4 separate regions of the Homo sapiens genome follow, and regions 2, 3 and 4 are each linked to region 1. The links are chromatin loops, found by intact Hi-C in ENCODE. Cell type or tissue: mammary epithelial cell. All regions are shown on one strand.

What was found. Hi-C counts contacts between places; a loop is a spot of excess contacts. Peaks named below come from ENCODE experiments on the same cell type or tissue, not always from the same donor. Only the 100,000 strongest peaks of a DNase experiment are listed, where the experiment ranks them.
Region 2: a loop joins it to region 1, with 4 times the contacts of the local background. A loop is called at or near these places in 2 of 110 quality-filtered maps.
Region 3: it touches region 1 in a loop (10-fold over the local background); 4 of 110 quality-filtered maps call a loop at or near these places.
Region 4: a loop joins it to region 1, with 5 times the contacts of the local background. A loop is called at or near these places in 2 of 110 quality-filtered maps.

Annotation. Positions count from the first base shown.
Region 1 is chr11:1,528,088-1,536,087 of GRCh38, forward strand. No RefSeq gene overlaps it. Among named protein-coding and RNA genes, the nearest start is that of DUSP8, 40 kb to the right of the region's middle. RefSeq lists an enhancer at 3,933-4,433. In mammary epithelial cell, CTCF peaks have their summits at 3,577 and 4,421; DNase peaks (open chromatin) are centred at 3,544, 4,244 and 4,674; H3K4me3 peaks cover 160 bases; H3K27ac peaks cover 2,274 bases.
Region 2 is chr11:1,450,704-1,458,703 of GRCh38, forward strand. BRSK2 (BR serine/threonine kinase 2) reads left to right here. Exons shown (of 20, transcript NM_001256627.2): 14 at 1-91; 15 at 668-716; 16 at 3,782-3,905; 17 at 5,645-5,825; 18 at 5,895-5,984. Among named protein-coding and RNA genes, the nearest start is that of MOB2, 32 kb to the right of the region's middle. RefSeq lists enhancers at 2,316-3,025, 7,277-7,839. In mammary epithelial cell, CTCF peaks have their summits at 1,576, 3,046 and 7,841 (motif pointing right); no DNase peak of the experiment used is centred here.
Region 3 is chr11:1,261,179-1,269,178 of GRCh38, forward strand. It overlaps MUC5B (mucin 5B, oligomeric mucus/gel-forming), which reads left to right. Exons shown (of 49, transcript NM_002458.3): 49 at 211-994. The coding sequence ends at 430. Among named protein-coding and RNA genes, the nearest start is that of MIR6744, 8.6 kb to the left of the region's middle. RefSeq lists enhancers at 1,025-1,530, 3,425-3,484 and a silencer at 1,312-1,461. In mammary epithelial cell, a CTCF peak has its summit at 3,393 (motif pointing right); DNase peaks (open chromatin) are centred at 1,573 and 3,453; H3K4me3 peaks cover 974 bases; H3K27ac peaks cover 273 bases.
Region 4 is chr11:1,199,694-1,207,693 of GRCh38, forward strand. MUC5AC (mucin 5AC, oligomeric mucus/gel-forming) reads left to right here. Exons shown (of 49, transcript NM_001304359.2): 47 at 2-71; 48 at 162-276; 49 at 745-1,445. The coding sequence ends at 1,009. Among named protein-coding and RNA genes, the nearest start is that of MUC5B, 19 kb to the right of the region's middle. RefSeq lists enhancers at 2,734-3,241, 3,242-3,748. In mammary epithelial cell, a CTCF peak has its summit at 3,473 (motif pointing right); no DNase peak of the experiment used is centred here; H3K27me3 peaks cover 1,099 bases.

The sequences.
Region 1 (8,000 bases):
ATACCCTTAAAGAGAACCCATGCCAGTCATAAGAAAACTGGACCAGTTCAAGACAAAGTAGGCAAAGACCAAGCAGATAATGGCATGGCCCACCGTGCATAGAAGCATCGGCCATATCAGCCCTCCTGCAGTAAACACGGACTAAACCTTGGCACCGCTCTCTGCCTGTCAACGTGGCAAAGATCTTCTTCAGAAAAGACCAACACAAGTGGCGGGCACCGACCTGTGGAAACACCAGCACTGGCACCACGCTCCCTTCCCAGGGACTTGGGAAGCATCACACAACCTGGGAACGTCCCCATTCCCACCGGCAGGGGAGCAGTGGACAACTCCCCTGGGTAGCAAGAGTCCCACTACAGAGTGAGGCTGGTTTTAATGTTAAGTACAGACTATCGCTGGGTGGTAGGAGGATTTGCTTTTGATTTTCTGGGTTTTTTTTCCTGTATTTTGTGTCTCTACAATGGACATGTAACACCAAGTCCCAGGTGAGCAGGGATGTGTCCTTCCTCCTAAGGTCCCCCCACCCCCGCAGGACAAGGCACATAGGACACCAGCAGGGTCCAATGGGTGCTGGGAAGATGAATGGCTGCTGAGCACAACAACCTGAGGCCAGGCCCTGCGGAGCCAGAGGCAGGTGCGGGTCAGCCCCACCCTCAGCACCACTCCTGGACTCCACCAGCCAGCGCTACCCACTGTTACAAAAGCATCAACCCAGAGGGAGCTGCGGTGACAGGGAAGGGTCCCGCTGTCCCTGCCCGCGGTTCCCTCTACCCACCCTGTGGGGCCAGAAACCCGGCTCAGTAAACCTCACCTCCCATGCACCTTTCCTTCCCTGTTGGAGACCACTGGGCCCATGCTGAGGTCCCGTTTGCTGAGTCAGAGAATGGCACTTGGGAAGCCCTGTGGGGTCTGTCTTGCTGAGTAGCCAAGGAACCCACCCAGGGCTGGTAAGACCACTGCCAGTGCAGAGAGACGTCTGGTGAAGGGGCGTGCAGTGCCTCCACAGAGAAGCCTGACCAAACACGAGAAAGGACAAAAGCCCACAAACAGCGGCTTCTGAAAACACCGCGGACACAGCCACACAGGAGCAGCTTATCTGCTCGTAGCCTGTTTTATACGATTTCTGCCATTTTTGCTAGGGCCAGCTTGCTGCTTGGTAAGTCCCAGGCAGTGTGGCTCGGTGGGTTCCGGGGTGTGCTCCCCATACCTCCCAAGACAGTCCAGGCCAGCACTGAGTACCGACACCCCCTCAGACCGGCGACTAGGGCTCAGGAACTCTTCCTAAACGAGGGGCTGCCTGAGCAGCCTCTCCCTAGAGGCGTCTCCCGGGCCACACTGAAGCCCTGTCACAGTGACACTGGACTGAATCAAGCTGAAAGCTTGGGTGAAGCCACAGAACACGTTGGGCCATGGCCTGCACAGGCCGACGCTCACCTGAGCGGGCACCATGAAAGCTCAGCAATGGAAACGCGGGCTGTCCAGTGTTGGCTCTGCCTCGGCAGCCCTCGGTGGTACCCGGAGACAGCACCTGCCCCACCTGCACAACCCCATGGCCCACAGTAGTGCCGGGCTGCACGCCCTGGGAGGAAAACTAAATGGCAGGAAGAGGAAGGTAGCCCGTGAGGAGGGCCGAGCCCTGCCCAGAAGTTAGAGGGAGAGAGAAAAGGCCTTGGTCTCTGAGGTGACCAGCCAGGGCCTCCTGAAGGAGGCAGGAGGACCAGGGCCTCCTAGAGCCCTCCTCCATCCAGAGGCAGGCTGTCCACTCTTAACCACTCCCACCCCCAGATCCAGGTGGCTCCGTGACTCCCTGACCAACAGAAGGTGGCTGAAAGGATGTATTGTCTTCCAGCCATTTTCATGATGGCTCTCCTGGGATGAAGGCCGTCCCGGCAGAGGCAAAGAGAGGCCACGTGGGGAGTCCTAGAGCCCAAAGTGTGGTCTGGGACCATGAGGTTAGCACTGTCTTTACAGTACCACAAAGGTGCCATGTGCCAAAGCCTTGTGGAAGCCACCTGGCCTGTAAAATTACAGCAGGATAAACACAGAACCTGACAGATCCAGCTCTCGAGATTTGCAAAAAGTAAAGCCACTCTATTTATTTGACTCTAGAAGATAATAGGTTTTTTTTTTAATTTTAAAAATATTACTTATGTTAAGATATACTGGGTTTTTAATTATTTCTAAATGAATTAAAGTTGTTTTACATTCTCAATTTTAATTTCTGAAAGATGAATATTCATAGCTCCATCATGTAAACTCAATAAGGACTTTTTTTTTAATTTTAGAGGCAGGGTCTCACTATCACTGAGACTGGAGTGCAGCGGTGCAGAGCTCACCGCAGCCTCAGCCTCTTGGGTTCAAGCAATCCTCCCGCCTCAGCCTCCCAAACAACTGGAACTAGAGGCATACACCATCACATCTGGCTAATTCTTTTTACTTTTTTGTACAGATGGGGTTTCCCTATGTTGCTCAGGCTGGTCCTGAACTCCCAGTCTCAAGTGATCCTCCCACCTTGGCCTCCCAAAGTGCTGGGATTACAGGCAGAAGCCACCATGCCCAGCCTCAACAAGGACTTTAAGGGGTCCTGAGAGCAAGAAGTCCAAAAACTCTGCTCTAGGGTGAGGATATAAAACTCTGCCTGGAGAGATCCATGTGGGGGAAACTGTGGCACCCCAGCAGACACCCATGACAGCAAGGCCCCTGAGGGCTGCCAGCCCAGCCACCACGGGTGGCAGTGCAGGAATAACCTGTGGGGCCAGAGCCCCACCCACCAGCCCACAGATGCGGGAAAGGTGATGAGGCCTCATGTTAGGCCCAGAAGTTTCAGGGTTGGTCACTCAGAAACAGGTGAGCAGGAACCACCCACGGCCAAGCCGGAGGCTGCTGAGCCATGCCCAAGATCAGAGACGCACGCGTCTGGAGCAGCGCCTGACACCTGACCCTGGTGGCTGACCATGCGGCCTGCCTGGCAGTCCTGGGCATGGGATGCACACCCGCACCCTGGCCCACCCAGGGGCAGAAGAGGGGACCACGAAGTTGTGTGTTTTCTGCTGAGAGCATCCACCAGAGCAGAGCTGCTCAGGAGGGCACACGGTGCTGCAGGCTGAGCATGTCACACGCAGAGCCAAGGCCGCCTGCTGGGAAGCCCACCGCTGGCAGGGAGCACAGCCTACGCACAGAATGATGCTCTCATGGTAATACTCCCCACGGAACCCTGCAGGGGTTCATTTTATTCTATATTGTCATCTTTTTTAACATTAAAAACTTGGCTACCGGTGACACTGATTATTTCTTTTAACCCACAATATTCATAAGATGGTTGCCAAATTGTAAGAGCAATCTGACCTGCCACCGAAGCCTCCTGAGCGCAGCCTGAGGTCTCCTTGCTGTTCCTCCTGTCCTCAGACTGTCCCCCATGCCCACATGAGCTCAAGGGCTTTGCTGGCACAGCTCTTCAGCTCAGAGGTTATCCAGGTGATACACAGCCAGGCTCACCAGTTCCTGCTCACAGAGGCTTCCCTCCCTGCCCCTTCGTCTATTCAACTGATACGGGAGCTGAGTCACATGCGCTCCTGCTGGCTAAATTTGACACAGCCCATTCATCAAAATATTATTAAAGACGACAATCGACTGAAAAATATTAAATAAAAACCCACGTGTCCCTGGAACCATGAGGGGGAGGAGGCAAAGGCAGCCCTTCTGAGACAAAGCACCAGGGAGCCAGGGCTCCCTCCATAGGCCTGCATGGCGAGTCCCCTCCCTCACCTCCGCAGGTCTCAGCTCAACAGCACCTTCTCAAAGAGGCCTTCTAGAGCTCCTATTCAAACAGCTCTCCCACGCACCCCCTCCAGGCACCCCATCCCACACCTCCTTACTCCCGTCCCCCTCGGCAGTGGGGAAGCTGCCCAGGGGTGGCTCCTGTTGCCTCTGTTCACGCGTGTCCGGAGCACTCAGAGCAGGCTGCGCGCATGCAGGCCTCCAACAGGAACCTGACTCAACCCAGATTCTCAGGCCCACACTCTTGTATTTCATGACACCACTGCTATGACAAATGGTCCTGTCACATGTGGCACAAAGAACAGGGCACGCAGCAGAAGGGCAGATGTGCCGGGAGGAGGAACCCAGAGCGGCCGCCCATGTAGAGGGCTGGCCGCAGGCTGTGGGGAGAGGCCAGGGCTGTGCAAGACAAACTCAACACAGACAAGCCATGCTCACGCCAGCAGCTTTCAACCCACGCCGGAGCTAATTTTATGCTCCTGGGCTCACGCCCAGGCCTGGCCCCAGGCTCAGGCATCTGGCTCCTCAGGGCCACCTGGCACCATCAGGCCTTTCCATGGGCTGAGGACAAGTCCCAGCAAAGCAGGAGTTAGGAGCTTCCGTAGACGGTGCAGGCCAAACCCCGAGACAACAGCCCCACCTGGGCTCCTGAGATTGCATTGCTGTGGGGATAGGGTCTGCCAGCCCACAGCCTGCACAGCCACCATGTCTGGAGGGGAAAAGGCGCTGCTGAAAGGGTGCTTGGAAGAAAAGTCTCCCAACCCGCAAAGGTCACGGGCAAAAGGGAAACAGCATGGTGCCTCCATGCTTTCCAACCCTCCAGCTTGCCTGCTTTCTGCAGGGAAAAGCTGCATACCTTTGTGGGAGCTCTTTGCCTCCCCGCCCACCACAGCGAAATGCTCGATGACACAGACCAAAATCACCACCACGCAGGGCGAAAAACAGGAGCTGCGGCACTTAACTCACTCACATTAACTAACTCACGTTAGCCCCGGGACATCCGCAAACAACTGCAGGGATGAATGAACAGACATTCCAGCCCAGGGAGCCGTGTGCGCTGGCAAAGGAGACCTTCAAAGAGAAGGGAGCCAGGGACAGCAACGCGACTGTGGCCACAGTCCACAGGCCAAGCAGTGCCACAGATCACACGTGGCCTGGAAGCCCTGCCCACCATCTCCTTCTTTTCTCTTTAAGCTTCCACATTTTGTTTGTTCCAATTGTTTCTACTTCCACTGAACACCAATGGGTGTGCCCCAGCCAGGAGAAATCCTGTGCAGAAAAAAACAAACATGGTGAAGGCAAAGAATGGGAGGCTCTTCTGGCCAAAGACAGACGGGAACAGCACACGCCCTTCCCTTCCAGACAGGTCTAGCACTGGCAGGAGGCTGCACAAGCAGTAATCACCACGGAGAAACAAAGGCCACGGCCCTGTGGCTCCCAACCAGCACTAAGTGGCCCTAACAAAAGTTGCAGTGGGCCCTGGTGTTTCTAACCCAGACCGCTGTGTGGACAAAGGAGAAACACTGGGGTGACAGGGGCATGGCACAGGGGTCCTCCCTCACAGTGGCCTCAACACCCCTCCTCCCGTACCGGATGACCGCAGCAGAGACCACAGCTTCCTCTGGAGAGGGGGTCTGGTGGTACACCAAGCCCCTGCTCGATCTGACAGCAGCACTTGGCAGGCAGACCCCTAGGGTGGCTGGCTTTCCCAGGGCTGGGAAGAGGCCCTCATGAGCCAGGACACAAGGGTGGCACTTGGTGGTGGCAAAGGTGGGGGCTGCGCTGTCTCAGATACACTCGTGATGAGAAACGCAGCCCTGCTGTCTACCAGCCCCCGACCAGGGGAGGCCGTCTGCAGCTCCCCTGGTGGGCTCACCCCCAGCTTCAAGGACACTTGTGCAAGGGTTCCTAGTAGTCAGTCCGAGCAGGAGAAATGGGAGGGGTGTCGCTAGGGGTTTACGGGGAGGCTCATTCTAAAAAGGGCTCCATGTATCCACGACCACTGCTTTTTTTTTTTTTTGAGATGGAGCCTCACTCTGTCACCCAGACTGGAGTGCAGTGGCGCCATCCCCACTTACTGCAACCTCCACGTCCCGGGTTCAAGTGACTTTCCTGCCTCAGCCTTCCGAGCAGCTGGGATTACAGGCACACGCCACCACGACCGGCTAATTTTTTGTATTTTTAGTAGAGACGGGGTTTCACCGTGTTAGCCAGGATGGTCTCAACCTCCTGACCTCGTGATCCGCCCGCCTCGGCCTCCCAAACTGCTGAGACTACAGGCGTGAGCCACTGCACCTGGCCGACCACTGCTCTTTTTAAGGTTAATTTGGAAACGGGAGGGATGATGGAAAACTTTTTTTTAAAGAAGAGGACTCTGAATGCAACACCACCCTAGGCAAACACCTCTGAAACCCAGGCCTAAGAGTGCCCTGGTGGAGCCCTGATGGAAAGAGGCTATTCCTGAAACCAGACCTTCCAGGGCTGCCCGCTGGAGATACAGCAGACCTGGGCCAGCCGGCTTCTCTGCTCACACCTCCGCATGTGCTGCTGCTTCTTCCTGGGCCACCTCCTTCCTCCTTCCCTCTTGGAAAAGCCCTTCATACCTGCTCTAACCGAGCCCCCTGCTTTTGGCCGCACTCACCCACTCCTCAATTCTCCTGCTGCCTGGGGCCCTTCTCTACCAGCCTGACAGCTCTAGGAAAGCGGGAATGGCTGTGTCTCCATCTCTGGACCTCCGCCCCAGCACAGAGCCTGGTACACGGCAGCCCATGAACTCAGGAATCTGGGGCCCCCGGCTGAGGAACAGGCCCAGCTCACTGTCCTAAAAGTCACAGTCACAAACCGCGGATCAGTGGTGGAAGGAGAGTGGCAGATGCACATCTCCCCAGGACGGAATTGCACTTGGTGATGAAGAGGACGGAGCTGCAGACACACGCAACGCCATGGATGGACGTTCGCAACACTGCGCCGCATAGGACAGGCACACAGCCCGTGTACTGGGATTCCATTTGCATGATTCAGCTCACCCACACAGATGGCGGGAGACTGGTGGCCGCCTCGAGGCTGGAGGTGGGGATGGGGAGCAGTGCCAGTGGACATGAGGCTTCTCTGGGGCATGATAGCAAAGTTCTCAAATTAAACTGTGGTGATGGTTACTCAGCCCTGTAATTTTACCAAAAATTATTTAATTGCAAACTTAAGTTAACTTTATGGTATGTAAATTATACCTCAATGAGGCTGTTAAAAGAACTCTAGAGATTCAAGCAAGTTCAGCCTGGGTGTCCTCATAATCAGAATCAATTGTCAACCACCAGTAACATCCTCCCATGCGGCAAAGAAAAGAAAGAAGAAAAACAAGGTCATCATCACTCCATTCACATTCCTGCAGAGACACACACTCACGAGATTTTATCTCGGTCAGAGAGGAGGACCCCTGAAGGCAGCTGGGAGAGCCAAGTTAGTAAGCACAAGCTAGCAGCCCCAAAGAGGCCCTCCCCACTCACCTGCAGTCTGTCTTCAATCAGAGCTGAGTCAGTAAGCACAGGCCAGCGGCCCCAGAGAGGCCCTCCCCATTCACCTGCAGTCTGTATTCAATCACCAGCACTGTGGTGCCACAGCCCGAGCCCGCTAACCCACAGTTCACCTGCTGCTTGGAGAGTAACCAGGGCACTGGTGTCAAGGCACCGTGCGGCCTCAGAAGGAGCCAGGAGAGCCCCAAGGAAGGGTGCCTGAGATACGTGCCCCCTTGCCCTGGCTGTGGCCAGCCAGAGAAGGTGCCTGGAGGAGAGGGGCCTTTCCCCACAAACTCCACCACACTGGGCCCTGTGCAGGGCCAGCAGGAGGGCGGCTACATTCCCATCAGTCGGGAGGGGAGGAAGTGTGTTTCCTCTCCTGTATTCCCAGATGCTCAGCTGCTCCTGGGCTGTGCGTTCCGTTGGGTAACACTGACTGCACACACACCTCTTCACAAATGCCTGTTGTCAGTTGAAGACAAGACAAAAGTTTCTCCTAAACTCCAAACAGTGTGTGGTAGAGTTCCTCCCTTCCCTAGCCTCCACAGAAACCACCGCAGCTCAAGCTTCTCCTCTCCACCTGCCTACAACTCAGTGGCGCGGGATGACATCCTGTCACTGGCTGCCCAGAATGGAACAGAGCTTGTATACAAAAAGTGGAAACCGCTTTCAAGTTACAAATTACTCTTTGTAAAAGGAAGAAAGAGAGAA
Region 2 (8,000 bases), 77 kb before region 1:
AGCGTCGGAGGGGTGCCCTGGAGGGCGCGGCTCAACTCCATCAAGAACAGCTTTCTGGGCTCACCCCGCTTCCACCGCCGGAAACTGCAAGGTGAGTGTCTGCCCGGAGGCGCCAGAGTGGGGCTGGGAGAGAGCAGAGGCTGCCTTGGGGAGGGCCCCGCCCGGCAGTGCCAGACCAGTCCGAGGGGCCTGTAGCTGCAGGGGTGGCCTGGGCCTGCCCACGTCTCACTGTCCCGAAAGCGCCCAGCAGCAGCCTGTGTCCTACCTGTCGCACAGGCTGGTATCCCCTCCAGACATTCTGTGTTCCTGAGTCTACCCACTCTGTGTCCTGGGGCCAGGCACACAGCAAGGAGAGCTGGCCACCGAGGGGGCACTGCCAGTCAGGAGGCCCCATGTGTGGGGCACCAAGGGCCAGCCAGTGCTGCTGGAGAAGGCACAGCCGACTTCAGCACCAGAGGCGGGGACAGCTCCCCTTAGCCTGGGGGGCGCCACTGCCAGTGGGCCTCTAAGGTGGCCGGGAGCTGGGGTGGACCAGTGCCCCTGGGGGGGCTGTCCCAGTGTGTGTGGGTGGACTCCTGATGACCCTGACCTCGGCGCAAGGTGGCCAGGGCAGGGGAAGGATGGAGCGGTCACCACGCCTTTCCTCCTGTTCATCCTGTGTGCACAGTTCCGACGCCGGAGGAGATGTCCAACCTGACACCAGAGTCGTCCCCAGAGTAAGTGGCCCCTGCTGGAGGCCTCCTGGTACCTGACACCAGGCTGGCCGGGAGAGGGGCATGGAACCCTTCCCCTATGGCCAACGGGGTGCTCCTTCTCCACGTGGCCCCACCTCCCACTGCAGGCAGGCCCGTCTCGGCCACTGAGTCTCTGAAGTTCGAATTCCCGGCTGTGAGGGGAAGGCCAGCCAGGGGAGGAGCCCCCAGCCCTGTTGAGAAGCTTCAGGCCTTGGGAGAGCCTAGGGTTGGCTGGAGGCGAGCAGGGGGTACACTGGGCAGAGTCTCCCCAGGGCCTGAGCTCGCCAAGGGCAGAGACCGGGTCGCTCAGGTCTCAAGGAGAAAGCAGCCCGTGTTAAGAACAAAGGGGCAGCAGGCCTGGTGGGAACACGTGTGCAGGGGCGGAGCGGAGCAGCCAAGCCGAGGTCTGGCCCCGCCGCCTTTCTGAGCCGTGAGAGGTGCCACTGCAGAGACTCTACAGCGCCCAGGTGCTGAGATGCCCTGGGGGCCGCTGTGACTGGTGTCTGGACAAAGATGTCCCCAGAGAGACCCCTTCCCAGCGCCCAGGCCCTCTCCCTCCTCTCCACGATGGCCTCAGTCACTGGGCAGTGTCTCGGAGACCAGGCGACTGGCGGTGTACACATATGAGCCTGCAGCGTGACCCCAGGCCAGGCAGCGGCAGAGAGCGGCGGTCAGGCTGGAGTCACTTCACAGGAGACCCCGGGAAATGAAGATGTGGCCAGCTGTGGACTGAGTAAGACGAGAACCTTCGTCCTGCTGCTGGCTTTAAACCAGGGGCCCCTGTGGAAACTGCTCAGTGCTAAGCCCCAGGAGCAGCATCTGCAGCCTGTGCCAGGATTCCACCCAGTGGCCTTTCTGCGCCGATCAGGTGGCCCTTCCAGCTGGGTGCCCAGGTCGGAGGTGTGTAGGTATTGTCGCAAGCCCAGATGCACAGGGCTCAGCAGACTTGGGAACCTTCCGCCTAGGCCCTGACATTGCCGTTTCTGCTGCTACCAAAAGCTTTCATGAACAGACTCATAATTATCTTCCTCAGAGAAGGTGGAAAACATCAAAGCCGAGAAGGTGGCTTTGATGCCACTGTGGCTGCCTGCGCTTCTCCCCTCCCCCATCTTGAGATGGCCTGGAGGCCCTGACCCCTCTCAAGGGTCCGGCACGGATGCCTCCCACAGCCCCACCCAAGGGCCCGGCACAGACACCCCTTCCCAAGGGTCCAGCACAGATGCCTCCTACAGCTCCACCCAAGGGCCCGGCACAGATGCCTGCGACAGCCGTTCCCGAGGGTCCAGCACAGACACCTCCCACAGCCCCACCCAAGGGCCCGGCACAGATGCCTGTGACAGCCCTTATTGAGGGTCCTGCACAGACGCCTTGGACGAGGGTCCAGCACGGATGCCTCCCACAGTCCCTCTTTGGCGACAACTCGCTTGCTGGGGACCTGAGATAACCCCCAGCCCCAGCTGCTGCCAGCCCCATGTCAACCAGGCACCCCAGAGGAACAGCACCAAGGGAGGCAGCTGGCTTCAGGAAGGGATGCATGCGGTTGTCTGGGACACTCAGGGCTGATGTCCTTGAGTCTGAAGTGCTAGCTGGAAGCCCAGGCAGTTTCCAGGTTGCAGCCTCGAGGGGCGTTCTTTCCCCAGGAAGACCGAACCTGGCGGATGCACCCACCCTGTGAGGAAGGGTCCCCCGCCAGACTCAACAGGCGACTGATTTAAGTTCGTCTCATCTAAAAATAGCTTCATAGCAACACCCAGACTAGTGTCCGGCCAGGCTGTGCACTGCCCACCACGTGGGTGCTGGAGTCACAGTGCAGGCCCCTCACCCCTCGTCGGCCTGGCCTCCCTGGGCCGTCAGGCATCTTTCACACATGGGACTATTTTTGCCAAATGCTGCACCCCTGGGCCGCAAAGCAGAGAGTCACGTTTGTACCATCTGTCCTGTCTCTTCATCGGGCAGAACATCGACCATGTAGAAACTCACCTGTGCTTCCAGAACTGCCAGGCTGCTTTGTGCACTTCCTGGCTCCAGGCCCTGGCATGGGGCTGGGGTAAGGTCAGGGCCAGTGGTGGCCCTCGGAGTTTTGAACCCAGAACAGACAGCCGCCGAGACCGGCAGGACACTGAGGAGGCGTCGAGGGGCTGAGTGAGGGTTGGACCTGGTCCCCGTGCTTGTCCGGCAGGACTCCCAGGCCGCACAGTGGCCGAGGAGGCAGCTCCAGGAATGGGCAAGGGAAAGGGGAGTTGTGAGGCCGCTGGGAGGGGCCTCAGAATCAGTCGGGAGAGGGCACCACTGAGCCCCAGCCCTGCTGGCCCCTCCTCCCGGTCCCTGCCTCTGCCTCTCAGCACACCTGGTTCCACCTCCAGGCAGCAACGGCAGGGGACGCCAGCAGAGCGTGCCACCTCTGAACAGCCACCCAGGCGCGCTCTGCCTGAGTCTCGGGCTGTGCTAGAGGCGCCTCTGGCCATGGTCCTCTCACGGCTGGGCTTCCTGGCCCCCGCGCTGGTGGGTGGGGTTCGGGTGCTCTTGAGCTGGAGAGCAGAGGGCCTCTGCATGTTGGGGTGAGCCTGCCAGCAAGACAGGAGTAGCCTTCTGTGGCCTCAGAAGCGCCTCCCCACTCTCCTGTTGGAAGCGAGTTGCAGGCCCCGCCTGCTCCTGGGGGTGGGGGGCACAGCTGACTTCAGGAGCCCAGCTTGAGCCACCTCTCACAGCGGCCTTGGTGAGGGGGGGCTCACCTGTGGGGGGCTCACCTGTGGAGGGGCATCCCCAGACTTGGGAGTGGGTGGCATATGGGCCAGGGTCAGGGCGTTAGGGCTTGGAGAAAGGTTAGGGTTGGGGTTGGGGTTAGAGCCACGGTGATGGTCAGGGCATATGGGCTAGGGTTAGGGCGTTGGGGTCAGGGCCATGGGTTCTGGCTAGCACTGTGGAGACAGCCGTTTCTATCACGAAGCGATGGAAGATTCCGCCGTTCCAACCCCAGATTCGAGGGAGGCAGGGGTGTGGACGGTGCCACACCTCAATCCTCACAGCCTCTGTCTCCCACTGCCCAGGCTGGCGAAGAAGTCCTGGTTTGGGAACTTCATCAGCCTGGAGAAGGAGGAGCAGATCTTCGTGGTCATCAAAGACAAACCTCTGAGCTCCATCAAGGCTGACATCGTGCACGCCTTCCTGTCGGTGAGGCCACAGGGCGCTGGGGGAGGCGGGCAGCCCTCCCAACCCCACACGGCCCAGCCCCGAGAATCCAGCCTCCTCACGTAGACAGGACATGTCCACGCGCACAGCACGGACGTCCGCTCACCCGTGGGCCTGCCTGGCCGCCTTCACTGGACAGGCGCTCTCTCCTGCCCACCCTCGTGAGGGAGGGGTCACTGCCCATCTGGGGTGCTTGGCCTGCGGAGGGAGTCAGGGCTTTGCTCACTGGTCCCCAGCAGCCCTAGGTGTGTGCCGGACAGGCCTGGGCAGCTGGCACGTGGGGCAGAAGGAAGGCTCCAGCTGGGTGGGTCTCAGAGGGGGACATTTCCATCAGACTCGGGGAGAAGCCCTTGTGAGGCCATGGCCCTAGGGACCGGTGGGGCTCTGCTGGCCCTCAGTGGACAGCCCCAGCCCTCAGGTGTCTCAGTTTCCCTGGTCTCACCCTGCCCTCGGAGGCCGGGTGGCTCTCCACAGAGTGGTCGCGCTCGGGGTCTTGGGTGGGCTTCATTTGTCTTTGCTGGGCATCTTTGGGTTAGGAGGAGCAGAAAGGCCCTAAAAGCCTCAAATGGAGAAAGTTTATTGCCAGGACTCCAGCACCCAGTCCCATCAGGACGCCCCTTCCTTGCCGGCCCTGCCCCACCCTGTGCTGCACCCAGCGCCCAGGCATCACAGGGGCTGCCCCCCACCCGCCTCCCCCACCGCCCCCAGCCTGCCTCCCCAGGGCTGCTGTCCTGCCCTGTGCTCACCACTGCCCGGGCGCCCTCCCTGGCCCCAGGGTCTTGGCAAGATCAGGCCGTGGTTCGCTTCGGCAGCCTCTCTAGCTAGGGACTGGCCCCCACCCCACCATATGCTCTGCCCCCGGGCACTCAGGCCACTGCTGCCCTGGCTGCAGCTGAGCTTCCCTTACGCTGTGGGGACAGCTTGGAGCCCCTGCAGAAGGCTCCAGGGCCAGGAGAGCCCAGCGCTGGGCAGGGCAGGCCTCAGACTGCACTTGGACCCTGGCCTCAGGGGTCCTCAGCGTCCCCGTCCCCGTCCCCACAGGCTGCTCACTTCCTCGGCCTCCTCCCTCACCACATCCCTTCATGCTGCCCCTGGTTGCCACGGCTAACCTCAGACTCAGCCCCTCCCCATGCCGGCCCCAGTGAGGCGGCTGTGTGCCAGCCTGGGCCCTGTGCGCTGGGTGGCCCTGAGTTCTGCTTCCTGCAGCTGCCCCCTCGGTACTGTGAAGCCCACCCAGCCAGTGCCCAGCACCATAGGTCCCGCAACCAGTGGGAGTCCCAGGAAGCCCCAGCAGGAGGGCACAGCCCCAGCCCCGCCCTTGCACCTCCCTCTCAGTGGCAGCTCCCAGACCCCCCACCTCCCACTCAGCTCCACCCTGGACCCCCACCTCAGGCTGCAGGGGTCACCTTCCACCTCCATCTTTGCCCTTAAGGCTCCTCTGTAAGGTCCTGGTCATCCTGTGCTGTGGCTGCCTGAGAAAAGCCCGGCAGGGGCTTAGCTGTGCCCGCTAAGTGGACCAAAGCTTTGGAGGGTGGGGGCTGGAAACGCCCCTCCCCCTGCTCCAGCCGTCTCCAACCGCACTGTGCCCCTCACGGAAGCAGAGGTGCCTGGGTGCTCACAATGTGTGCACGGTGGGGCTGGCTCGCCCCAGGGCTGCCTCCCCAGAGGGCCAGGGTGGGACCTGCCAGGCCAGCCACGCTCACGCTGCTCTCTCTCCACAGATTCCCAGTCTCAGCCACAGCGTCATCTCCCAAACGAGCTTCCGGGCCGAGTACAAGGCCACGGGGGGGCCAGCCGTGTTCCAGAAGCCGGTCAAGTTCCAGGTTGATATCACCTACACGGAGGGTGGGGAGGCGCAGAAGGAGAACGGCATCTACTCCGTCACCTTCACCCTGCTCTCAGGTGAGCTGGCGCCCCCAGGGCGGCTCCGGGCCCAGGCCCGTCCAGGGCATAACCCCCTGTCTCCCCTAGGCCCCAGCCGTCGCTTCAAGAGGGTGGTGGAGACCATCCAGGCCCAGCTGCTGAGCACACACGACCCGCCTGCGGCCCAGCACTTGTCAGGTGAGGCGGGCTCAGCTCCGGCCAACCTGCGGCCTGCGAGTGGGGCGTGGCCAGCTGGTGCTGCGCGGACGGGAGGCGTGAGGACCCGGGCGCAGCCTCCTGGCCCCTCTTGACGGACGCCCCCACCTCCCTGCCCCGAGCTGTGGCTGCACCCCTCAGGGAGCAGAGCCCCTCCCTGGCCTGGCGGGACCACCCGCCTCGCCTCTGCACGCCAGGGACATAGGGCGCAGCCGCACCACACTGAAAGGCGCCTCTTGTCCACCGTAGAACCCCCCCCACCAGCGCCAGGACTAAGCTGGGGTGCTGGGCTTAAGGGCCAGAAGGTGGCCACCAGCTACGAGAGTAGCCTCTGACGCTGGCAGGTAAGGCGCCCGGCCTGTGCTGGGGCGGGGAGGGGCTGCGGGCAGGTCCTCGGCGGAGCCAGGCTGGCCCTGAGCAGGGCCCTCCATGCCCACCCACAGGTCTCGGCCCTGGACAGGCCAAGCATGCCCCGGGCGGCCCATCTGCTAGGGCAGCCTGCACAGGACCTGGGAGAGCAGTGACAAGGCCCTGCCCTCGGGACTCCCCGCCATGGCACCCTAGGAGGGCCGCGGGCTGCCTGACGGGCTGTGACTTCTCATCTCTCCATACTTCCTGACAGCCCAGGGTCATGCCTCCAGCAGGGCAGAGGGGCTTGAGCCCAGCCAGAGCGGGGGCTTCACCACAGCCTGATGGGCTCACACAGGGGAGGGTTGCCCCAGCCTGGAACCACCAGGGTCTAGGACCCGAGGGTCCGTGCCACTCGGCATACGGCAGGGAGGGCTCCCCCCACTCCCCTGGGCCCATGTGTGGTGGGGGCAGGGCGGAGCACTGGGCACATGCATGGGCCTGGTCTGTCAGCAAGGGGGTGTGGGTGTGCCTCTGAACGCTGGTACGGCGTGGGGGCGCTGGGCGTCGTGGGGGAGCACCCGGCTGGACCCTGGGGGTCCCCTCTCCCAGCCTGCATCTCAGCAGCTCCGTGGCATGCTAGGGTCACCTCCTGTGTTTCCATGTGGGGTCCTGGAAGCCAAAGAGGGCCCCACTGCCCCTCCCCATGACATCCTCATTCCATCATCATGCCATCACCTGTGGGAGCCCCCCCAGAGTGTGCTTCACCTTGCTGCGGGCTGGGGGCTGAGGTCCCCAACAGCCCTGGCCCTAACCGAAGCCCCAGTGGGTGGAGGAGTAGCCCCCTTCTCCTGATTTTGGGAGCCAGGCTGGCACAGCGGGTAAGGAGGAGCAGGGTTCCAGGTGCTCGGCCCCGCAGGTACACGTGGCGCTTCCCTACAGCGGAGGCCATGCCGTCGGCCGGCAGCAGCCTCTGGCTCTCTGAGCCTTGAAAGCCTTCATCTTAGGAAGGGAAACCGAGGCCAGGGAACGACAGGGCAGCCACCTAGGCCAGGGATGGACAGGGCTTGTCTGGTAGGGCAAGCAGAAACGGGCCCCGGGGTACTGCCCAGGGTGTCCCCGCACCTGAGCAGCCATCTGGGTGCCTCAGTCGAGCGCTCCTGCGTGGGCTGTAGGCAAAGCTCCCCCAGCCTGGCCCCTTAAAGTGTGGTACCGCCTGTCAGCACGCAGCACTCCCCTGGAGCCAACTCCAAGCCCCTCTCCATTCCTGCCCCGGACCCTGACCTCAGTGGAGCCCACTGCAGAGGCTCTTGGGGGTCTATTCTGGGCCCCATCTATCTCCCTGTGGACTTGGGGAGCCCAGCCTATCCCCGTGATCTCGCTACGCCCAGCCCTTCCCAGCCCTGCCCCCCTCCCACACTGGATGCTTTTGTCCAGTGAGCCCAGCTCCAAGGATGTGTGGAAGGTGGCTAGCCAGCAGGGGGCCTCCTCAGACACTGCCCACCCCCCCAGAGACTGCGGCCGAGGGAGGGGAGGCTGAGAGCCCCCAGTGAGCAGGCACAGGCAGACCAGGGCGTGTGTCCACCCTGTGCAGGCGCCAGTGAGGGCCTTGAGGGAGTAGCCCCTCCCAGGGCCTTGCTCCCACCCCAG
Region 3 (8,000 bases), 270 kb before region 1:
GAAGACAGAGCCGGGAGCCAAGGGACCCTGGGGGCCCAGAGCTGCCCCATCCTGAGAAGGTGAAGCCTCACGTGCCCACAGAGCAGGCCACTGTGGACAGAAGGGGGCGGCCGTCTGGCCCAGGACCCCAGAGGCCCATGTGTCACCATGGCTGGGCAGAGAAACGGCGGGGCCAAGGTGGCTGATGTGAGGGCCACCCTGCGTCCACAGGTACTCAGCAGAGGCCCAGGCCATGCAGCACCAGTGCACCTGCTGCCAGGAGAGGCGGGTCCACGAGGAGACGGTGCCCTTGCACTGTCCTAACGGCTCAGCCATCCTGCACACCTACACCCACGTGGATGAGTGTGGCTGCACGCCCTTCTGTGTCCCTGCGCCCATGGCTCCCCCACACACCCGTGGCTTCCCGGCCCAGGAGGCCACTGCTGTCTGAGAACGTTCTGCCTCCATCCCCATGCTCTGTCCACCTGGAGCCAGGATGTGCATTGTCTGATCATGAAAACCTTGGGCCTCCTCTGCGGAGCCCCCCGGCCTGTGTGTGGCACCCCGCGCTCCGTGCTCCTGCTGCCCACCCCGTGGGTGAAACCGGCCCCAGAAGGGTGAGGGGCCAGCAGGACCCCTTTCGGGAGGGCGCCACTCAGGAGTCCTACCCTGGGAGAGCCTGTGGCCCACCTTGGCCTTGCCCCTCCCTGATGTCACTGGGACGCCCTGGAACAAACTAAGCATGTGCGGGCCTATGTGTCCCTGCCACGGCCGGAGCGCCCGCGCAGCACGGATTCCAGCTGGCCACGTCCGGCCGCTGGGGCAGACAGGCTGGTCCAGGCAAGGCCAGCTGCTGCCAGGAAGCTGCGACAGGCAAGGCGGCCGCCTGTCCATGCCTGCTGCAGGGTAACTCAGGGCTGAGGTCGCAACGGCCAGGTCAGAGAGGGGTCAGCATCCCAAAGCCCCCTCTGCTCAACCCAGCCCAGTTTTGCAAATAAACCCTGAGCATTGAGTACGTTTCCTGTCCTGACGTCTTTTCTTGCCTACCGTCTTTCCCAGGCTGTCCAGGTCCTCTGTGGGCTGCTTGCCTGGGGCCTGCAGGCTGGAGGACACATCCGGGGGGCAGTCCAGGACCCCCAGCAGCCACTGAAGGACCAGGAAGCCTCTGGGAAGGCCAGGCAGGGTGGGGGACAAGGAGCCGCTTGGTCATCCACATGCCCCTGTGGGCACCCCGAGAGTCAGTCTTGGGCTGTGGGAGCACTGCCCAGGGGACAGGGGGCAGGGGGCCGCCAGGACTCAGAGGTCACCCCGGCTGTTATTTCCAGTGTAGGGGATTGTGTGAGGAAACCAGCTCATGTAGGAAGATGGAGGCAGTCAGTGGGGCAAGCAGGCGACCAGGCCCGGTCAGCGGGGAGGCAGCTGCCCCCCAGGGCAGGTGCACGGAGCCAGGTGCAATGCTCCCAGGCTGGTGCTGGGCCCTGCGGGGCCGCCTTTCACCCTGTTCCACGCGCACCTCTCCGGGAATGCTTTCCTTGGGGCACTTGCTACGCAAGCGACACGTGAGCTTGCTGGCTTCCTGTCCCGCCTCCTGTCCCGCCTCCTGTCCCGCCTCCTGTCGCGCCTCCTGTCCCGCCTCCTGTCCCACCTCCTGTCCCGCCTCCACACGCACGGGCAGGGCTTTCTGCCCTTCCTTTCTATTGCTCTGTCCAGAGCAGAGAGCACCCGGTGCAGACAGCAGGGTATCGGGGAGCCTGTGGGATGGGTGGGGTCAGCAGCTGGGGCTGCAGGTGTGGGCAGGGAAGACAGTGAAGGTGGTGCCAGCCAGGACCTAGGCATAGCAGGATGCAGGGAGCTTTGGACACAAAATGACCTCCTACTGGGCAGGGGGTGGCTACAGGCAGACCGTGGCCTGGGGAGACAAAAGCAATGCTCGTGCCTGGCTGCAGAAGCCTGTGGTGTGGGTGCAGAGCGGGGCCTTCCCCACACCGGGGCCTGCCTCTGCCCTGTGCCCTTGGGTGGGTCCTGCCCTGCCCAGGAAGTGATGCCATCACACTGTACATTTACAGAGCTCCCAGCTCCTGGGGGCCCAGCCAGGCCCCTGCCAGCGCTCCAGAGCTCCAGCCTCTCCTGCCCTCCTTGCCGAGGCCCAGCAGGGCCAGCCACCCCAGGACTGGGCTGGAGATAGGCAGGGGCCTGACAAGGTTGCAGGTGGGCTCTGGTGGGCGGTGGGCTAGGTTGGTCACCACTGGGGTGAGCTTCTATAGGTTTACCCTGCGTCTCCGAGGCTGATTGTCTGGAGGTTGCGCCAGGTCACTGCCTGACCTGGGTCTGCATTCCGCCACGTGTAAACAAATGGTTTCCGAAACCTCAGTCATTCCCATGGTGCGATGGTTTCCTTAGACCCATTTATGTCGGTGTATGGGTACAAGCACCCCTCTCAGAGGCCCATGCTGTGCTGTCTCTGTGCCCCAGAACCGTATCATTCAATCCTGACAATACCCTGTGTGGTGTCTGCTATTGTGTCTCCCACTCCACAGATGGGAACACTGAGGCACAAAGCAATGAAAAGGTGTGGTTCTGTCAGGGGGAAAGCTGGGCTCACATCCAGGCAGCCCAAGTCGAGGCCACACTCAAAACCACAGGGCTCTGCAATGCCCCAGAGCAAGTAACTATAAAAATAAACACAGTGGGCCAGGCGCGGTGGCTCATGCCTGTAATCCCAGCATTTTGGGAGGCTGAGACGGGCGGATTACGAGGTCAGGAGATCGAGACCATCCTGGCTAACACGGTGAAACCCCATCTCTACTAAAAATACCAAAAATTAGCCAGGCGTGGTGGCGGGCGCCTGTGGTCCCAGCTACTCAGGAGGCTGAGGCAGGAGAATGGCGTGAACCCGGGAGGCAGAGCTTGCAGTGAGCCGAGATCGCGCCACTGCATTCCAGCTTGGGTGACAGAGTGAGACTCCGTCTCAAAAAAAATAAAAATTAAAATTAAATAAATAAATAAACACAGTGAATACAAACCAATGTTACTTAGACTTTAAAGACGTTTTAAAAGGGATTTCTGGTTTCCAGATGGAAAAGTGGGCCTGTCTTCCCCTACAGACACAGAAACTGTGACAATGATAGAAAGAAACTTTAAAATAGCAGCAATTGAAAACAAGAAACTAAATCATCTGCAAAGCCAGCAGATATCCCGAAAAGGAAACATTTGGGAAGTGCTGAGAGGGGGGCCCAAAACTTTTTGTATGAGGCCATTCTCGCACTGCTACAAAGAAATACCTGAGACTGGGTAATTTATAAAGAAAAGAGGTTTAACTGACTCACAGTTCTGCCTGGCTGAGGAGGCCTCAGGAAACTTACAATCATGGTGGAGGGTGAAGCAGAAGCAGGCACTTTCTTCACAAGGTGGCAGTAGAGAGAATGAGACCTAGCAGGGGAGATGCCAGATGCTTAGGAAACCACCAGATCTCGTGAGAATTCACTCACTATCACGAGAACAGCATGGGGGAAACCACCCCCATGATCCAATCACTCCCAGTGTCCCTCCCATGACATGTGGGGATCATGGGGATGTATTAGTCCGTTTTCACACTGTCTTCATACCCAAGACTGAGAAGAAAAAGAGGTTTAATTGGACTTACAGTTCCACATGGCTGGGGGAGGCCTCAGAATCATGGTGGGAGATGAAAGGCACTTCTTACATGGCAGTGGCAACAGAAAATGAGGAAGAAGCAAAAGTGGAAGCCCCTGATAAACCCATCAGATCTCGTGAGACTTAATCACAATCGCAAAAATAGCACATGAAAGACTGGCCCCCATGATTCAATTACCTCTGCCTGGGTCCCTCCCACAACGTGGGAATTCTGGAAGATACAATTCAAGGTGAGATTTGGGTGGGGACACAGCCAAACCATATCATTCTGCCCTGATACCTCCAAATCTCATGTCCTCACATTTCAAAACCAATCATGCCTTCCTAACCATCCCCAAAAGTCTTAATTCATTTCAGCATTAACCCAAAAGTCTGCAGTTCAACATCTCATCTGAGACGAGGCAAGTCCCTTCTGCCTATGAACCTGTAAAATCAAAAGCAAGTTAGTTACTTCCTAGATACAATGAGGGTACATGTATTGGGTAAATATAGCTGTTCCAAATGGGAGAAATTGGCCAAAACAAAGGGGCTACAGGGCCCATGCAAGTCCAAAATCCAGCGGGGCTGTCAAATTTTAAAGCTCCAAAATGATCTCTTTTGACTCCAGGTGTCATGTCCAGTTCACGCTGATGCAAGAGGTGGGTTCTCATGGTCTTGGGCAGCTCCTCCCCTGTGGCTTTGGAGGATACAGCCTCCCTCCTGGCTGCTTTCATGGGCTGGTGTTGAGTGTCTGTGGCTTTTCCAGGCACATGGTACAAGCTGTTGGTGGATCTACCTTTCTGGGGTCTGGAAGACAGTGGCCCTCTTTTCACAGCTCCACTAGGCGGTGGCCCAGTAGGGACTCTGTGTGGGGGCTCCAACCCCACATTTCCTTTCTGCACTGCCCTAGCAGAGGTTGTCCATGAGGGCCCCGCCCCTGCAGCAAGCTTCTGCCTGGACATTCAGGTGTTTCCGTAAATGTTCTGAAATTGAGGCGGAGGTTCCAAAACCTCAGTTCTTGACTTCTGTGCACCCACAGACTCAACACCACATGGAAGTTGCTAAGGCTTGGAGCTTCTACCCTCTGAAGCCACAGCCTGAACTCCACGTTGGGCCCCTTTCAGCCACAGTTGGAGAGGCTGGGATGCAGGGCACCAAGTCCCTAGGTTGCACACAGAACAGGGATCCTGGGCTCAGCCCACAAAACAATTTTTTCCTCCTGGGCCTCCAGGTTTCTGATGGGAGGGGGTGCCGTGAAGGTCTCTGACATGGCCTGGAGATATTTTCCCCATGGTCTTGGGGATTAACATTAGGCTCCTTGCTACTTAAGGAAATTTCTGCAGTCAGCTTAAATTTCTCCTCAAAAAATGGGTTTTTCTTTTCTACTGCATCATTGGGCTGCAAATTTTCTGAACTTTTACGCTCTGTTTTCCTCTTTAACAACAACAAAAAATCTTTTTGAGACGGAGTCTTGCTCTGTCACCCAGGCTGGAGTGCAGTGGCGCAATCTTGGCTCACTGCAACCTCCACCTCCCGGGTTCAAGTGATTCTCCTGCCTCAGCCTCCCTAGTTGGGATCACAGGCATGAGCCATTATGCCCAACTAATTTTTGCATTTTTAGTAGACACGGGGTTTCTTCATGTTGGCCAGGCTGGTCTCGAACTCAGCCTCAGGTGATCCACCCACCTCAGCCTCCCAAAGTGCTGGGATTACAGGTGTGAGCCACTGTGCCCGGCCTATTTCCCTTTTAAAATGGAATGTTTAACAGTATCCAAGTCACCTTTTTAATGCTTTGCTGCTTAAAAATTTCTTCTGCCAGATACCCTAAATCATCTCTCTGATGTTCAAAGTTCCACAAATCTCTAGGGCAGAGGCAAAAATGCCACCAGTGTCTTTGCTAAAACATAACAAGTGTCACCTTTGCTCCAGTTCCCAATAAGTTCCTCATCTTCATCTGAGACCACCTCAGCCTGGACCTTATTGTTCATATCACTATCAGCATTTTTGTCAAAGCCATTCAACAAGTCTCTAGGAGGTTCCAAACTTTCCCATGTTTTCCTATCTTCTTCTGAGCTCTCCAACCTGTTCCAATCTCTGCCTGTTACCCAGTTTCAAAATTCCTTCCACATTTTCAGGTATCTTTTCAGCAATGCCCCACTCTTGGTACCAACTTCTGTATTAGTTCATTTTCACACTGCTGATAAAGACATACCCAAGACTGGGAAGAAAGAAAGGTTTAATTGGACTTACAGTTCCACATGGCTGGGGAGGCCTCAGAATCATGGCAGGAGGCAAAATGCACTTCTTACATGGTGGCAGCAAGAGAAAAATGAGGAAGAACCGAAAGTGGAAACCCCTGATAAACCCATCAGATCTTGTGAGACTTAGTCACTATCATGAGAATAGTGCGGGAAAGACTGGCCCCCATGATTCAATTACCTCTGCCTGGGTCCCTCCTACAACACATGGGAATTCTGGGAGACACAATTCAAGGTGAGATTTGGGTGGGGACACAGAGCCTGACATCACTTTTCTTTATAGAAAATGGGCATTCAGCCTGAAACCACCAAGCAGCTCAGAGATGCTAACATCCTGAAGGAGAGCAAACGCTCCATCAGTAGAGAAAGACAAAGGCAATGTGCTCAAGCTATCAGGTTTAATAGAGGATTTGGAGGACAGATCTGGAAATCTCAACGCTTTTTCTAGTGAGCCACAAAAGGAAAGAATAGAGAGAATGGAAGAGAGGCCATATTTTCAGAACCGAAAACATGACGTCTTTGTTAGGCTCAAAGCTTTCAATGAGTGCCAAGACAGGCCAAGCAAAAATACACCCAAGAGAAAGAGAAAACCTCAAAGCCACCAGAAAGACAAGGCAGTTCACCCACAAAGGCATGAGAACCAGACAGGTATCTGGTTTCTCATTAGTAACACTGGATGCAGCAAGATGGTGCCATGGTATTTTTCAAAGCGCTGAGGGAAGGTAAATCAACACAGAATTCTATTCTATTCCAACCAGACTGTCATTTAAGAGTGACAAGGACATTTCTGACATACAGGGACTGAGAAGGTCACTTCCCACAGATCCTCTGTGAATGAGCTACTAACAGAGGTGGCCAGCGGCCAAGTGCAGTCACACGCATGCCATAATGGTGAGCAAAGAAATGGGTGACATGCCCTGGTTTTTTTGTTTTGTTTTTTGTTTTTTTGATATGGAGTCTCACTGTGTTGCATAGGCTGGAGTGCAGTGGCATGATCTCGGCTCACTGCGACCTCCGCCTCCCAGGTTCAAGTGACTCTCTGGCCTCAGTCTCCCGAGTAGCTGGGATGACAGGCATGTACCACCAAACCCAGCTAGTTTTCGTATTTTTAGTAGAGACGGGGTTTCATCATGTTGGCCAGGCTGGTCTCGAACTCCTGACCTCAGGTGATCCGCCCACCTCGACCTCCCAAAGTGCTGGATTACAGGTGTGAGCCACCGTGCCCGGCCTACATGCCCTGTTATATCCGAATAAGAAACGCACCTAACAGAAATCCACAGGTCACAATACAGAAGTTGCTAACTTTAGCGACTCAATCCTTCGTGGTTAGTGCCTGTTGGTCTTATTTAAGAAAACCCTTCTCTGCCCTGGGATCAGGAATGCTGTCTTCTGAATTATTTCCTAAAAGCTCTGCAATTTTGCCTTCTGCCTTTACATTTTGAATCCACCCAGAACTGGTGTATGAAAGTGGCATGAAGTAGGGGGTCTGACTCCATTTTATTTCACAGATCTTGCTGCTTGGCCCAATATCATGTACTAAAATGGCAACTGTTCCCCACCCTGTCATCTCTACAGTCTCTGTGTTGTTCCCTGGACTATTTATTGTCTTACTGTAGACAACAGTCTGTAGACAACAGTGTTGATAGTCCTGATATCTTTTTTTTTGTTGAGATGGAGTTTCGCACTGTCACCCTGGCCGGAGTGCAATGGCACGATCTTGGCTTGCTGCAACCTCCGCCTCCTGGCTTCAAGCGATTCTCCTGCCTCAGCCTCCCAAGCAGCTGGGATTACAGGCACCCGCCACCATGCCCAGCTAATTTTTTGTATTTTTAGTAGAGACGGGGTTTCACTATGTTGGCCAAGCTGGTCTCAAACTCCTGACCTCTTGATCCACCCACCTCGGCCTCCCAAAGTGCTGGGATTACAGGCATGAGCCACCGTGCCCAGCCCTTTTTTTTTTTTTTTTTTTTTTTTTTTTTTTTTTTTTGAGACAGAGTCTTGCTCTGTTGCCCAGGCTGGATGGAGTGCAATGCTGCGATCTCGGCTCACTGCAATCTCCACCTCCCGGGTTCTAGCGATTCTCCTGCCTCAGCCTCCTGAGTAACTGAGATTACAGGTGCCTGCCACCAC
Region 4 (8,000 bases), 330 kb before region 1:
GGACGAGGCCCGCATGAGCAAGGACGGCTGCTGCCGCTTCTGCCCGCCGCCCCCGCCCCCGTACCAGAACCGTGAGTACCCAGCCTGCTGGGCGGGGCGGGCTCCACCCTCAGAGGTCTAGGAGCAGCTGGGCTGGTCCTAAACCCTGTGTTCCTCTCCAGAGTCGACCTGTGCTGTGTACCATAGGAGCCTGATCATCCAGCAGCAGGGCTGCAGCTCCTCGGAGCCCGTGCGCCTGGCTTACTGCCGGGGGAACTGTGGGGACAGCTCTTCCATGTACGTGCCTGGGCAGCAGGCAGGGAGACGCGATTGGCTGTGGGGTGCAGTCAGGGCCCCCAGGGCTCTAGGTGCCAGATAGACGAGGGGCAGGACCATGAGGGGCCAGGCAAAGGGCTCTGAGGGTGAGGCGGGAAAGGGGTCCTGAGATGGCAAGGGTGGGGCTGGGGTAACTACATCCCCAGAGCCTGTGTCGGCATCACGCTCTCCTGTTTACTGAGCTCCGCCAGGAACTTGCCGCAGCCGCCCCGAGTCTCCCTCCCTCCCATCAGCACGGAGCCGGGGTCGGCCCTGGTGGGACTGTTGGCGCCTGGGGAACTGGCAAAGGAGAGCTGGTTGTCAGACACTGGCAGCATGCCTCCAGGAGCAGGGAACACGATGAGGCCGCCCAGAGCTCGGCACGGCGCCGGCTTACGGCAGGAGGCTGGGGTGGCGCAGCAGCTGGTGCTGAGCAGCCCCTGCCCACAGGTACTCGCTCGAGGGCAACACGGTGGAGCACAGGTGCCAGTGCTGCCAGGAGCTGCGGACCTCGCTGAGGAATGTGACCCTGCACTGCACCGACGGCTCCAGCCGGGCCTTCAGCTACACCGAGGTGGAAGAGTGCGGCTGCATGGGCCGGCGGTGCCCTGCGCCGGGCGACACCCAGCACTCGGAGGAGGCGGAACCCGAGCCCAGCCAGGAGGCAGAGAGTGGGAGCTGGGAGAGAGGCGTCCCAGTGTCCCCCATGCACTGACCAGCACTGCCGCCCTCCTGACCTCCAAGGAGAACCTCCCATATGTCCTCTGAGCTCGGCTTCCAAGGCCAGTGGAACTTGTGCCCCTGTCCAGGCGGCTGCAGCTTTGAACACACTGTCCACGCCCGCTTTCTTGTGGAGGGTGTGGGCTATGGGTCACCTGCTGCCTGGAGGAGGGGCCCTTACCCACCCCGCCTGCAGCCACCTCTCAGGACCAGCCCCGGGGCTGGCCGAGCTCCTCTGGCCATGCATCCAGCCTGCTGTTCTGGGGACGTGAGCATCACCTGAGGGTCTCAGGAATGACGCTTGGACATGGTGATCAGCTGCCTGGTGGCTGCAGGAGGAAGAACCTCACTCCTACCTCAGCCCTCAGCCTGCGCTCCCCTCCTCAGTACACGGCCAATCTGTTGCATAAATACACTTGAGCATTTTGCAATTTGTGGACTGTGCATTTTTTGAGATTGTTCATAAAATCCAGGAATAGGGTGGGGGCAAACCCGGGCCCTGTGGGGTGCACACCTCAGGCCAGCCACCCAGTACTGGGCAGCCCTGCTGCTTCTGTGGGCTGGCTGGGACAGTGTCTCTCTGCTCAGAGAGGAGAGGCCAGAGCTTGGATCTGCCCCAAGAAGAGACCACCACCCTGCAGAGGTCTTTGAGGGCTTGGCTGCAGTCTAGAGTCCAGGATGCATCTGTTCAGAACACAGAGAGTGAGTGAATGAGAGTGAGAGAATGAATGAGTGAATAAATGGGTGAGTGAATAAGTGAGTGCATGAGTGAGTGAATGAATAAGTGAATGTGTGAGTGAGTGCATGTGAGTGAGTGAATGTGAGTGAATGAATGTGAGTGAATAAGTGAGTGACTGAGTGAATGAGTGAATGAATGAGTGAATGAGTGAGCAAATAAGTGAATGAGTGAGTGAATAAGTGAATGCATGAGTGAATGAATAAGTGAATGTGTGAGTGAATGAGTGCATGTGAGTGAATAAGTGAGTGCATGAGTGAGTGAATAAGTGAATGTGTGAGTGAATGAGTGCATGTGAGTGAATAAGTATGTGAGTGAGAGATTGAGTGAATGAGTGAATGAATGAGTGAATGAGTGAGCAAGTGAGTGAATAAATGAATGAGTAAATGAGTGGGTGAATGAACAAGTGAATGAGTGAATGAGTGAATGAGTGAGCAAATGAGTGAGTGAATAAATGAATGAGTAAATGAGTGGGTGAATGAACAAGTGAATGAGTGAGTGAGCGAATGGGTAAGTGAATGAGCGAATGAGTGAGAGAATGAGTGAATGAGTGAATAAGTGAATGAGTGAATGAGTGAGTGAATGAGTGAATGAGCGAGTGAATGAGTGAGTGAATAAGTGAATGAGTGAGTGAATGAGTGAATGAGTGATGAATGAATGCGTGAGGGAGGGAGTCAGCAGGGAATGGGACCAGCCCAGGCATCCAGGGCACCTCATGGCCCAGGCAAGGGCCTCTGACATGGGAGGGCTGCCCCTGGTGATGGAGGCGTTCTGGGATGGGGGGTTCCAGCTCTGTGCAGCTCCTAGACTCGCCGTTACTGGGGCTGAGCTTGGGCTGTGCACACTCCTGAGTGTATCTGCAGGCAAGCGGGAGGTCGGCAACCCCACGGAGCGTCTGCTGGATGCTCTGCAGAGGGTGGGCTGGGCCCTGGAAGCTTGTCACTCTCTTAGTCCTCTCTGACCACCGCCACCCCTCCCCGGAGCCTCCATGTTCCTGATGCCCAGTGTTCTCCTCTTGGAGGGCTCCAGGGAGTCTGCAGATTCCCTTGGACACACCGGCCTCGGGCTGGGCCCTGCCTCAGCCACATAGCAGCACCAGTAGAGTGGGCGGCACTGACCCGGCATCCCAGGAGTGGGCAGAGGGGTCTGGAGGAGCCCAGGCTGAGCCGGGTGGGGCTGGGGAGCCCACTGCCTAGACAGGGCCAGCGCAGGGCGGGGGAAAGACAGGGAGGGCTGTGGTCGGCCCTGGCCAGGCCTGTGGCCCACACAGGAAGGCCCAGGAACATCTGGAGCCCCCCACGCCTGATGGTGGGACAGGTGGGTGGGAAGCTGCGCCCAGAGTGGAGGCGGTGACGTGGCAGGCACCAGCTCCCTGGTGACTTTCTGGGGCTCAGGGTCCTGCCCGGGCCTCCCACAGCTTCAGGTGGCCCCAGTGTCCCTCTGGGCCAGAGAGGGTCTCAGGGACCTGTGTACCCTGGGCGTGGTGTGGAGTAGCTGAGGGGCCGGCAGGGGGATTCTCCATCAGCAAGGTGGACGTAGGGGCCCAGCCTCATGTGCCTGTCTGGGTGGGCGCTTTTCCCAGCCCTCCTGGACTTCGGCCGCGCCCATTGCTCCAACCTCCCCCAGCCTCCTTTTCAGGTGCCAGGCCCGGCGGGGTGGGGTCTGGGGAACCGACCTTCCATTCTCAGGCGTGCAGCCGCGCTCCCTGCAGCTGCCACGAGGTGGCAGCACAGTCAGGCCCGGCACCCGTCGGCTCAGGCCTGGGCTCCAGGCACCGCAGAGCCAGGGGAGTCCCGGGTCTCAGCCCACATCCCTCACGGCCTGCCCATGGCCCTGGGAGGCTGAGGACACCCCTCACGGCTTACAGGCACATGGCAGCCTGGAGGGCTTGGGCTGGGCCGGAGGGCCGCGGCCCCTCCCGCTACTGTGTGCCTGGCCCTGTGAGGAGGCCCGGCCAGTCCCAGAGTCCCTCTTGCCCTCAAGCCACGTCTGCAGGCACTGGGAGGTCAGAAGGCAAGGCCGGCCCAGTCCCTGCACCAGGATTTTTGACCCAATGGCAGGCAGTGAGGCCTCCGTGGCTCCAGCGTTGGCTCACATCTGGGGGTTGCTTTGACAGGTCTCAGGGCTGGGGTGCCCAGGACCCCCCAGGTCCAGTTCTCCAACTGCCTGCCCACCCTGGCCCACTGTGTGCTCCCAGACACCTGGGCAGTGGGGCTGCCTCCGAGCCTGACTGCTGGGGTGAGCAGGTGGGGCAGAGGAGGCTCCCCAGCCTCGACCCATGTCCTCTTGGCGGCCAGGCGGAAGCACAGCCCGGGAACTCCCGCTCTAAGACCCGTCGGCTCCAGCGCTCTGCTGACCACCTGACCTCACAGCCGCAGGGCACCCTAACCAGCACCAGTGTGCCCGGGGTGGATCAGGTATCCTAGAAAGCTGCCAATTCCTCTCAGGGTAGGGTGGGAACGGCTGACTAATCCCCCACCCCCTGGGGTGAGCTTGGCCCCACGGCCTCCTGCCCGGCGCTCCCTGCCTGGAACACGGCAGAGTGGCCGGAGGTAACCAGATAGCAGGTCCCTGGGAGGGAGCAGCCGCCTCCCGGCTGCCCACCTGGGTCGCCACAGCCCCTGGCCCCGGTTATGCAAGTCGCCATTCCGGAAAGAGCCACAGAGATGGGTGTGGCCCCAAACACCTTGGCGGCTGCCAGCCTGCCCCTGCTCCCCACTCCTCCTGGACGTGAGCGGGAAGAGGCCAGGGCTGGCCTGGGTGGCCCCTGCCCCACCCCCCACACTCCCGTGCCAGGAGGCTGCCTGGAGTATGGCCTTGGCGGAGGCGTCACGTCGAGGCTGGACACTCATGATTCTAGGACCCCTCCAGGAGCCAAAACTTCCCCCAGGCTGATGGAGAAGGGGTGTCCCACCATGTGCCCAGGGAGTCCATATTGGGGCCCATACTGGGGCCAGGTCCCAGATAAGGGGACCTGGGAGGCTCCTGGCCATGGGGAGCAAGATGGACAGAGACGCAGGGCTCAGGGGTCTGTGACCATGGAGGGTGGGCTGTGCTCTCAGCCCCCTCCCAGCTCTCCCCAGCATGGCAGCACCCAGGGCTCCTGAGGAGCTGGGTCCCCGCAGTCGGCCACATCTTGGGGTGTGCACAGGCAGCAGCTCCGAGCTCTGGGCAGCAGGGTGGGTCCCCATGGTTGGCCACATCTTGGGGTGTCCCCAGCAGCAGCTCTGAGCTCCCGGGCAGCAGGGTGGGTCCCCGCGATTGGCCACGTCTTGGGGTGTGCACAGGCAGCAGCTCTGAGCTCCTGGGCAGCAGGATGGGTCCCCGTGATCGGCCACATCTTGGGGTGTCCCCAGCAGCAGCTCTGAGCTCCCGGGCAGCAGGGTAGGTCCCCGCGGTCGGCCACGTCTTGGGGTATCCCCGGCAGCAGCTCTGAGCTCCTGGGCAGCAGGATGGGTCCCCGCGATCGGCCACGTCTTGGGGTGTCCCTGGCAGCAGCTCTGAGCTCCGGGCAGCAGGGTGACTTCTTGGAGCAACCAGAGATCCAGGGCAGCTGCCTGGCCCAGGTGCAGAGAGATGGATGCTGCGGTGGCATGGATGCCAGCTGAAGCCCTGGGAGCAGAGAGACCTGAGGATGATTTTAAGGAGGCTGGGGCCAGTGTAGGGAAGCAGGGCAGCTGCCCGGGGCTGGCCACTCACCCTGGGCACAGCTCCTGCCCCCAGGTGTGCCTGTATTCAGGACGGGCACCGACTGTGTGCTCGAATGTCCCTAGGCAGGACCCGGAACGTGTTTGACTGAGGGACAGCCTCGTGGGGGACAAAAGACTGCAGAAGAGGTGACCACCTATGTAGAGAACCCGACTGAACCAACAGAGGAGCCATGGGTGCTGACGGGACAGCCCCACAGAGCCTTGGCTAGAGCGGCCCAAAGTCAGCGTGGTTCTTCCACACCCTGGACCACCACCGGAAAACGACCACGTCTCTGGCTGTGTGAAGCTGCGTAGTGAATGTCCATGTCTCCAGCAGCAGGCTGGAGGGATGCAGAGGAGGACTCAGAGACGGAAGGGGCATTGCACACACAGGCGTGGCTCCCCCAGGCCGATGGCAGCTGGTGAGAGCTTTGGAGGAAGTTGGCAAACTCGTAGAATCTACCCGGACTGAAAAAGGTCCTCAAATATCCAGGTGGATTTTGAAAGGCACGAGCAAAGAGTGCAGTGCCCTGCCACCCAGGAGGGCTCCCCAGCAATCATCGCAGGGAAAGCGCCCCTCCCCCTGGGCCACAGTGGCTTCCAGCAGCCGTGCTGTGTGGGCCGCCCCACGCAGGCCAAAGGGACCCACTGAGGGCCCGGTGAGGTGCCCGTGTCCCTGGGGCCTCGCCGTGTTGCAGGAGCAGTGCGCAGGGCTGTCGGCTCCTGAGCATCTGCTGGAAGGCCTGCAAGGTTTGGTCGCTGAGTGCTCACAGCTCAGAGCCCAGGGGTGGAGCCTGGCCCTCACAGTGAGCAGAGCAGACGAGATCACCGGGTGGAAGGAACCCCAAACTGGAGCTACAGGGCAAAATAAGCAGAAAAGGAGAATTCAAGATATTGGGGCTAGAACTGTGGGGGTGCTGACCAGAGCCTGCGGGAGCCTGGGGTGCGTGTGGGGTTGGGGGTGGCGGGACAGAGAGCCCCGCTGGGAGCAGGGCTGCAAGAGAGCCCCCAGCCAGGGTGGCTGGACCAAGGTGGGCCAGGAGGGGTGGATACAGAGGTGGCCAGGCCAGGCCGAGTGCGGCGGGCTTTGGAGGTCCCAGTAGAGGCACCTCGAAGTCTGCCTCAAATCCTGCTGCTTCTCACTCACCCTGGGGCTTTCTCAATGCTCATAAAACCCACCTGGAGGTCACACACAGGCTGCTGTATTTTTACAGAATAGAATAAAAAATAAAACCCCAGAGGGTGACGGTGACAAAGTATGTGCATCCTGGGCGCTGGAGAAAGACATTTTTATGACTGAGGTTCTGGGAGGCGTAGACACAGCGGCCCGGAGGACATGGAGAGCAGCAAGTTCAGGTCAGAAAGAAGGCGCCTGCAGGCAGGACTATGTGGCTGGGAGGCCGCAGTGCGTCCGGCGGCCCCGACACAGGCCCAGCGGGAAGGACGTGCTGGCGCCGCACTCTCTGCTCTCACCCGCCATCGTCGTCCGGACTGACTGTTTATCCGAAGGCGACGTGCACCCCTCACCGCAATCTCACCCCACTCCCTGCCTCGCACAACCATCCCTGCCCGGCCCGCCCACTTCTCCAAATGGGGGGCTCCTCAGCCCTCGGAGCCCACCCCTGGGGTCCCCCAGCCTTGGTGCCTTAGCTGGGACTGTGGGGTGAGGGCTTCTGTGCTGGCCCCACCCTCACCAGGTGAAGGTAGACAATGAAGACTGGGCCACCTGAGCTGTGGGGCCTGCGAGACTCAGAGGCCGCTGGCTGGGCCCCTGTCAATGGTGGAGGCAGCTCTGTCACCTCCGGGAGCTCGCCCTGCTCACGACCCACCACGTGCCACCCTAGTCCCAGACCCTGCAGGGGCCCTGAGAGCGGTGCTTACCAAACCAGAGGCAGAGGTCCTGAACCCCAAACCATCCAGACCCATCCCAGGCCAGCGTCCCACTGCTCCTCTCTGGCTGGGCTGAGCCAGAGGCTCATTCCCACCCGGGCAGGGTTGGGGGGCTGCTCCTCTGACTGTCCCACCCAGAGGGAGATCAGCCCTGATGCACCACCCCTGCAGGCCCCGGGGGCTCAGGCTGCCTCGCCCAGCACCCACCCTGGAGGCCTCAGATGCCTGGGCGGGGGCTGGCAGGAGGGTGCCAGGGAAGGGCCCCCAAGCTGATGTCCCCGGCCGATGGCTCTCAAGCTTCTACCCTCCCACGAAAGGATGGTTCAGAATTTAGTGAAAACTGAGAATCCACGTCCTGCTGGGAGGGGCCCTGGCAGGCTGGCTCCAGCTCACAGGGTTCAGGAAGAAGCCCCTGGGGGCAGGGAGGTCACCAGGCCACACCCTGGTGGTAGGATGTGCCTTAGGTCCCCAGAGCCAAGAGGCACTATGGCCTTGCTCCCGGCACCCGACCCCACCTGCCGTGGACCCGTGCGCCTGTGCGCAGCTCAGGAAGCCACCGGTAGCTCCACTGAGACCAGCCTCCTCTCCCGGGGCGTCTCAGCTGTCCCCGGGGCCACGTCCCCCCCTCACTTGGGTCTCCACAGCAGCGCCGGCCGAGCTGGTTTGCAGAC